2 separate regions of the Homo sapiens genome follow, and region 2 is linked to region 1. A link is a loop called in an ENCODE intact Hi-C map of the cell type or tissue named here. Cell type or tissue: IMR-90. All regions are shown on one strand.

What was found. A loop is a pair of places that touch in the nucleus more often than their neighbours do. Peaks named below come from ENCODE experiments on the same cell type or tissue, not always from the same donor. Only the 100,000 strongest peaks of a DNase experiment are listed, where the experiment ranks them.
Region 2: it touches region 1 in a loop (2.8-fold over the local background); 1 of 110 quality-filtered maps calls a loop at or near these places.

Annotation. Positions count from the first base shown.
Region 1 is chr4:47,393,488-47,397,487 of GRCh38, reverse strand. All of the region lies in intron 5 of GABRB1 (gamma-aminobutyric acid type A receptor subunit beta1), which reads right to left. Among named protein-coding and RNA genes, the nearest start is that of COMMD8, 68 kb to the left of the region's middle. In IMR-90, no CTCF peak of the experiment used is centred here; no DNase peak of the experiment used is centred here.
Region 2 is chr4:47,450,222-47,454,221 of GRCh38, reverse strand. It overlaps COMMD8 (COMM domain containing 8), which reads left to right. Exons shown (of 5, transcript NM_017845.5): 4 at 1,008-1,163; 5 at 2,557-3,435. The coding sequence ends at 2,577. Among named protein-coding and RNA genes, the nearest start is that of COMMD8, 11 kb to the left of the region's middle. In IMR-90, no CTCF peak of the experiment used is centred here; a DNase peak (open chromatin) is centred at 2,391.

The DNA of each region.
Region 1 (4,000 bases):
CTGGAACTGAAAGAAAGATCAATGGGTAACAATAAAAAATTCAGAACTAGTGCCAAATACATAGGAAAATTTAGAATATGATAAAAGTGGTGCCTCAAATTATTGGGGAAAAGATAGCTTAAGAAATCATGCTGGCTGAGAAATTACTTGAAACAGCAGTTTGGACCCCTATTTCATGTCATAAACTATTGTAAATCTCAAATAAATTGTAGATCTATCTAGAAAATATGACCATGCTTATACTGCAAGAAAACATGGGAGAATTATTTTATACTACTGGCATGGATGAGGCCTTTCTAACTCTAACAAATAATTCATAAGTCATAAAAAATTAACACATTCAGCTACATTAAAAAAGTGTGGCAACAAAAATCTATAAACAGAATCAAAAGTAAATAAGAGACAAAAAATAATTGCAGTTCATATTTAAGACAAGGGTTAATGTTCTTAATATATAAAAAACTTCTACAAACAACAAAAAAGACAAAGACAAAAACCTTAATGAGAATATAGTAAAAGGATATGAACAGAGAGTTCATTGAAAAATAAAAATGCCTAAACTCAATTATAATCAGAGAAACTCAAATTAAAATTAAAACTGTATCAAGATACTCCTTTTTGCCTTATAACTTGGAAAAAATCCACAAAGTGATAACATATTTTGCTGAGCACGTGGGGATGCAGCTACTCTCATGTTGCTGATGAGGATATAATTTGTTATAACCCAAATGGAATGCAGTTTGCTTCAGCTATCGAAAGTATTAATGTATATACCCTTTCACCAAGCAACTCCTATTTTAAGAAATCATTGCTTAGGAATTACTGGAAAAAGTAGTTTGGACCACTCTTTCATGCCATGAACTATTGTAAATCTTAAATAAACTGTAGATCTGTCTAGAGAATATAACTATAAAAATTTCTAGAAATTAATCATTAAAGAAATTTCTAGAAATTTCCTTCTAGAAATTTGTGTGAATTGCACAATTGTGAAGAATGTGCATACAGGATTATTCATTAAAATACTGTTGTAATAGCAAAATATTTGAAACAAATAAATGTCCCCTGATATGGTTTGGCTCTGTGTTCCCACCCAAATCTCATCTTGATTTGTACTCCCATAATTGCTTCATGTTGTGGGAGGGACCTGGTGGGAGATAATTGAATAATGGGGGTAGTTTCCCCCATACTGTTCTCCTGATAGTGAGTAAGTCTCACGAGATCTGATGGTTTGATAAGGGGAAACTCATTTCCCTTGGCTCTCATTCTCTCTCTCTTCACCTGCTGCCATCCATGTAAGATATGACTTGCTCCTCCTTGCCTTCTGCCATGGTTGTGAGGCTTTCCTGGCCAGGTGGAACTGTAAGTCCAGTTAAACATCTTTCTTTTGTAAATTGCCCAGTCTCGGGTGTGTATCAGCAGCGTGAAAACAGACTAATACATCCTCCGACAGAAGAGTGGTTAACTAAATTATAAATTATAGCACATTAATGCACTATTATAAAGCCATAAAGAAGAACAAGGAATTTCTTATATATAATATTAAAAATCTCAAAAATCCACTTTCAATTAAAAAAATCAAAGTTCAGAACAATAATGTTGCAACATGCTAATATATGAGGGAAAAATCTGGGAAAAACAGAAACATATTTGCATATACTTGTAGGTGTATGAAAAAACTCTGGAGGGACAGATAACAAGGTAATAACAATTTCTTTTGGGGGGACTAGGAAGATGGATGATAAGGATGAAAGGGAAATTTTCACTCTAAACTTTTAATGTATTTTGAGTTTTGAATCATGTGAGTAAATTAACAGTCAAAAAATTAAATTACAAAGAAGGAAATCTTGGCATCCTATGTATTTTCTACATGTGGGCAATGAGATTTCAAATACACACCTCCAGAAGATCTAGAATGGGGTTTATTAAGAAAGAATTTTATGAGCAGGGAGTGATATGGTTTGGCTCTGTGTCTCCACCCAAATCTCATCTCGAATTGTAATCACCACGTGTGGGAGGAGGGGCCTGGTGAGAGGTGATTGGATTATGGGTGTGGATTTTCCCCTTGCTGTTCTCGTGTTAGCGAATGAGTTCGAATGTGATCTGATGGTTTAAAAATGTGTGTGTGGCACTTCCCCCTTTGCTCTCTCTCGCTTTCTTCTGCTGCACCATGGTAAGACATGCTTGCTACCCCTTCACCTTCTGCCATGATTGTAAGTTTCCTGAGGCCTCCAAGCCTTTGTATAGCCTGTGGAACTGTGAGTCAATTAAACCTCTTTTCTTCATAAATTACCTACTCTCAGGTAGTTCTTTATAGCAGTGTGAGAACAAACTAATACAGGGAGGTAGTGGATCACCAGTTGTTTCCCAAATTCTCATTATCCCATGGTTTAGGCTCATCAGGTAGCCTGGGTGCACTGAACCTTGCCTTGCAATGCTGTACATTTCACATTTTTATAGGATTGCAGGGGGTAGCCTTAGGAACTCAGCAGCTGAGACCAGCTTCTATGTCTGTCTACTTAACTCAGATCTGCTGAGTCTGCTCACTTCCAGGGAGGAGGAAATGAACTGCCAGCACCACCCGGACCTGCCTCTTCTCAGAGACAAAAAAATTGCTTTTCTATCAAGTAACACAAAAATCAGATAAGTTAAAGAATTCACCATGCCCATGAGATAAAAACAAACCAATTGGCTTGGAAGAAGGGGAAGTGCTGATGCCAAGCCTGAGAGAAATTTCTCCCATGGACTTTTTTTTTTTAATGTGATGAAAAATGCCTCAGCAAAATCCATTCAGGAAGATGGTGTGAAAGGCGAACTTTTTCATAAAGATAGATGGAATCAAAATAAGTACAATTTAGTTTTTAAAAATCCTTTAAGGAGACAAGGCAATACAGTCCAAATTTAAAGCTGTCTTCTTGTCTGACTTATCTAGGCATGGATTTTAGTAGCATATCTAAATATCCTTTGCTAACCTTTATATGGGGCTGGGGTGGCCTTTCATTCAGTCAGGTTCTCGTGCCTCACACTTCACAAATGAATGACTATCCTCTTCTGAGCTAGACTGCACATGGTTTTGCTTTTAGTTAGAAACATAGAATAATTACAATGGGTATTTGTTAAGGAGGGAGTTGTAAACCAGTATCTAGAGACTCTGTGGAGAGAAATACTATTTATAGATCAAAGCCTGAATAGGAACCTTTGCTCTTGTCCCAATTGAAGTCTGGATTTGCCTATAGCTTTTGACTTCATTATGCCTGTCATTAGTTTGTGATCCTGGGTGGCCCATTTTCAAGTAGGCAGTAAAAACAGGGCTGACAGAACACAGCTTCCATGTTAGCTTTAGAGTCACCCATCAGTGATGCTGGCGTGCTTACTTTCCCCTCCTGAGCACTCTAACATGAGGTCTTTGCTGACTCTTCTCTGCCACAGACAACTTCTCTGGATTCAGTCTCTTATCTTTCTAGATATCCATCAGGATCCCTGATGAAGCACAGAACAATACCTAGTTCTTAGGGATGGCATCAAACATACCTAATTCTCTAAACTGGCAAGCAAATCAATGGAAAATATACTTGACGTTGCAATACACCTACTTGTAGTGCCTGCTATGCATCAAACACTATCCTAGGCATGAAGGATATGCAGTGGGTTAGGTGTGGCCTTACTTTTCAGGATCTCATGGTCTAATAGCAGTCTAAGCAAACTATTGACCCAAGGGAGTTAAACTTCTTAGAGGATTTGGCCAGATGGGTAGAGCAGGCCTGCCTGGCAGAAGAAGTAACATATAGGATGAATACTGTATACAGGGAATAATATAAAGGTTGGATGATGTCAATGGAATATTGTGATTTACTTCATGAAATTTACTCAATAAGCAACTCAATTTTAGCAAGAAAACTGAACTTTGGCAAAGTTGAATCCATATGAACACCACAAAATCCTCAACAATTTCAGTATGCAAAGAAAAAACTGGGCCAAGAAGAGTAAGGTAATTAGGTAGCCA
Region 2 (4,000 bases), 57 kb before region 1:
TTTTAACAAGTATGAGTATCTGGAAATGATTGTAACCGCTTCTCAAGGTAGCACATGCATCATCATTGGTGGTATTCAAGCATAGGGTGAAAAACTATTTATTGGAAATATTGAGGAGGAGAATTATGCATAAGATAGTTAACCTGAAGCTGATACTTCCAGATCTGAGATATTATGGGTCCTGTTTTTGGGTGAGAGAATAGAGGAGCTATGTCAAGATTTGATTCTATAGTGTATGTACCACAAGGGAGATCCTTTGAGGTCATTAGGGAAGATGTCCCTTATCATTGCATAAGTAATTTTTTTGCAAGTGGCAGCATTCTAAACAAAGATTCAGTTTTTGTGGATTTTTCTGGCTCAGATTCTAGAAAAATTGAGTTTCCCTATGCTGTCTGCCAAGGAAGCTACAGTGCTCATTTCAAGAAGTATTAGTATTATAAATATTTGGTTCTTCCAATTCCCCTAGGATATATTCCAGAGAAAGAAATTAAGAAGTGAGGTAAATGTACAGAGTGTTTCTGTTGAGTGGCTCTAATTGAAGATGGTATCTTGATAACATATTTATCAATATTGTGATAGATAGCTGACCATGAATTAAGCATCTTAATTTCTGAGAGTTTACCACTATTTTTGGTCTCACTTATCTTTGTACATGAACTTTCATCTTCTTGGTGCCTTCAGTCTTCTTTAAGAATTCTCTGTTTCTTGTACATTAGACCCATTCAGTACTTCCCAGGCATGACTCTGATCTAGACACCTGCTTCTGCCACAAGATTGCTGACTGGTTGTCTTACTTTCCTACCGATTTCCTCTCCTTTATTCACTCTCCTTTCTCTTTCTGTTCTTCAAATATGCTTTAGCATGGACTTAATTTATTTCTTTCACCTTTCTCTATACTCAACAGCAAACAGTACTTTTAAAAAATGTACTGCTAACTAACCTCTGATGTATACTCAATATAGTTCTTTTTACTATTTATTAATTGCTATTTTTCTGATTTTAAACAGCTTGCACTTTCCAGTGACAAGATTGCTGCATTACGAATGCCACTTTTAAGCCTGCATCTAGATGTAAAAGAAAATGGTGAAGTAAAACCTTATTCTATTGAAATGAGTAGAGAGGAGCTGCAGAATCTAATACAGTCCTTGGAAGCAGCGAATAAGGTATTTGCTATAATTTTGTCATATGATTTGAATGTTTAAGGTTTTGGGGTTTTTTTTTGTTTGCGTTGGAGTCTCACTCTGTCACCCAGGCTGGAGGGGCAACGGCGCGAACTCGGCTCACTGCAACCTCCGCCTCCCGAGTTCAAGCGATTCTCGTGCCTGAGCCTCCAGACTAGCTGAGATTACAGATGCCTGCCACCAGGCCTGGCTAATTTTTGTATTTTTAGTAGAGATGGGGTTTTACCATGTTGGCCAGGCTGGTCTCAAACTCTTGACCTCAAGTGATCTACTCGCCTTGGCCTCCCAAAGTGCTGGGATTACAGGCATGGGCCACTGCACCCAGCCAAATGTTTTAAGTTTTGATTGATACTCCTAGACTCATAGTTCACTTTTAGTGTTTTTTCTCCAGATGTTTTATGTTAATTAAGCACAGAAAATACTTTGTTAATATGTTCTGAGCTCTAGTTTTAGATATTAATTATAACTTGTAATGTTCAATTAGTTTTGAACATAATGTACTAAGTAATTTTTGAAAGAATAATAGTGCTATTCTAACAGCTGAATTTCTTTTGCTGCAATGCTCGTTAATGATAAAAATAACATTTTTACCTTAGAATAATAAAATTGATTCTGAAGAGTTTTTATGATTAAAAAAATTACGATCCTAAAAAAAGTGGCTTTATTAACTGGACTAATAATAGAAAATTGCTTTTATGATCCTCTAACTATGGAAGACAGAATCTGACTTGTAGTTATTATGACAAAATCAGGTTGAGGCAAGACAGAACTAATGAATGTCCAAAAACTTCACATTTACAATGGAGTGGCTAAATAACAATAACTGCTCCTAATGTTTAATAAATGAGAAAAATAATACTTAAACAGTGGAAACTGTTGTGAGGAGGAATAAAAATAATTGTCTTTGTATATGTATGTTTCTTCGTTATTGCTCAGCATTTTCTCTAGTGATCTCATCTCAGTGATTAAGTCTCAGTGATTCTTACAACCTCTATTGCCCTACTATTTAATCTTCTTGATCCTCCTTTTTAAAAACTCTGATAAACTTCAGCTTCTCTCCACACTCTGCATTTGCTCAAACATTGTAGTGCTTTGATTACCGGTCCACATGCCTATTAACCAAACGAGCAGCTCAGGCTTGGCTGGATGGCTGGGGCTACATGTGTGAAGGGTGCATGTGATAGAGCCCGATATAAATGGTAACAGATTCTGAACCGTAGATTCCAGCAGGCATATGTCATCAGTTACTGTGCATTGTACTTGCTTGTTATGAGTTCTCCATGCCCTTTTTCAGAGACTTCAAAGCATTTAATATGGAATATATCAGCATCAGTCTTGTATAACCTGATATTTTCTCTTCAATTTGTGTTTTAAGGTGGTCCTGCAGTTGAAATAACTGGAAATGATGAATACCAGTCCTATCAGATTTTATTGCTCCAACTTATATGGCAGAGTGAATACTGCGTGTTCAGAAACCTTGTGATGTCTTGACTGTTGCACCAGGCTGAGAAAGCAGCAATATTGATATTATAAAGATAAAAATTTATCAACATTCCTTAACAGGAAATTACATGGTTGAGAGGAAATGCATAAAATGAAAGATGAAAAATCTATAGTAGCAGTTTATATTTTCATGATTGTTTTGCCTCATTTATTAAATATTTGAGAAATCTTTGGAGATACATAGTTTTATTGAAAGCTAAAAATAGGTTCTAAAGTAATGTAAAAATATAAAGCACAAATATACTTGAATATTGCTTAAAGAATTGTGTGAATAGCAACATATATTATGGATATATACTTTGTGATATTTTTAAAAAATAATTTTTTCAAAGAATGTATAAGCTGCATATATAACTCAGGAGATTCCATGTCTTTCTCATATTTCAGAGGAAAGATTATAAAATATAAAATTTCTTAGAGAACACCTCTTTGTCAGAGATAAACAAGAACAAATACTCTAAACTTATGTGAACAGTTTTGAGTTTATGAATTCTAGAAACTAAAATCAAGAATACAGAAAAATGAAAATAACATTTTACTTCTGCGCTTCTATGTTTGGGAAACATTGCTCTGATAAAAAATAGCTGTCATTATGCAGTGTGTATATTCAAATATGAGATAAGACTATGTACACATCCACTTTTGTTAATAAACTCAATATTGAATACTTTGGGATGTTAAATTCATTGGAAAAACAAACCATTTGTAACCTCAGTTAACTTTAACAACAAGCATTCTGAGCAAATGAAAAGTGTCTTGTTTTATTTTTATATATTGCTTTATTTTAAATGACTCCAAATAACTCAGTAGTTATACGTAATTATACGTAACTCAATAATACATAATTAATAGGTGCTTGCTATTTGCAAGCCATATGGCTTATTAGAGCATCAGACTATTCTTTGAGGCATCCGGAGCAATTATTACTATTCTCATCATACAGATGAGGATAGGCTTAGAGTGTTTTCTGAGTGTGATCTAAACAGTGCTACTCAAAATGTGTCTGCAGAGAAGTGCTTGTCTGTGAACTGTTTGTTACAGGTCAGTGATTCAATAAGGAGCTTGGGCCAGAAAGTGTATCAGTATACTGCTGTCTTCATCGAGAAATTTTGGTTTTAAAAAAATTATCAGCTGAAGGAAATAGTGTGCTTAGTGTGGTAGTTAATTTATCTTCTTGTGCAAGTTATTTGTTATGATGGGCCAGTGATGGTTTGTAGAACAGCACTTCGAGTAGCACTCATTGTGAAGTCTCTTCTAAATTTCAGCTTTCCATGCAGTATCTCCTTTACAAGAAAAACGTCTTGCTATAGTTAGTC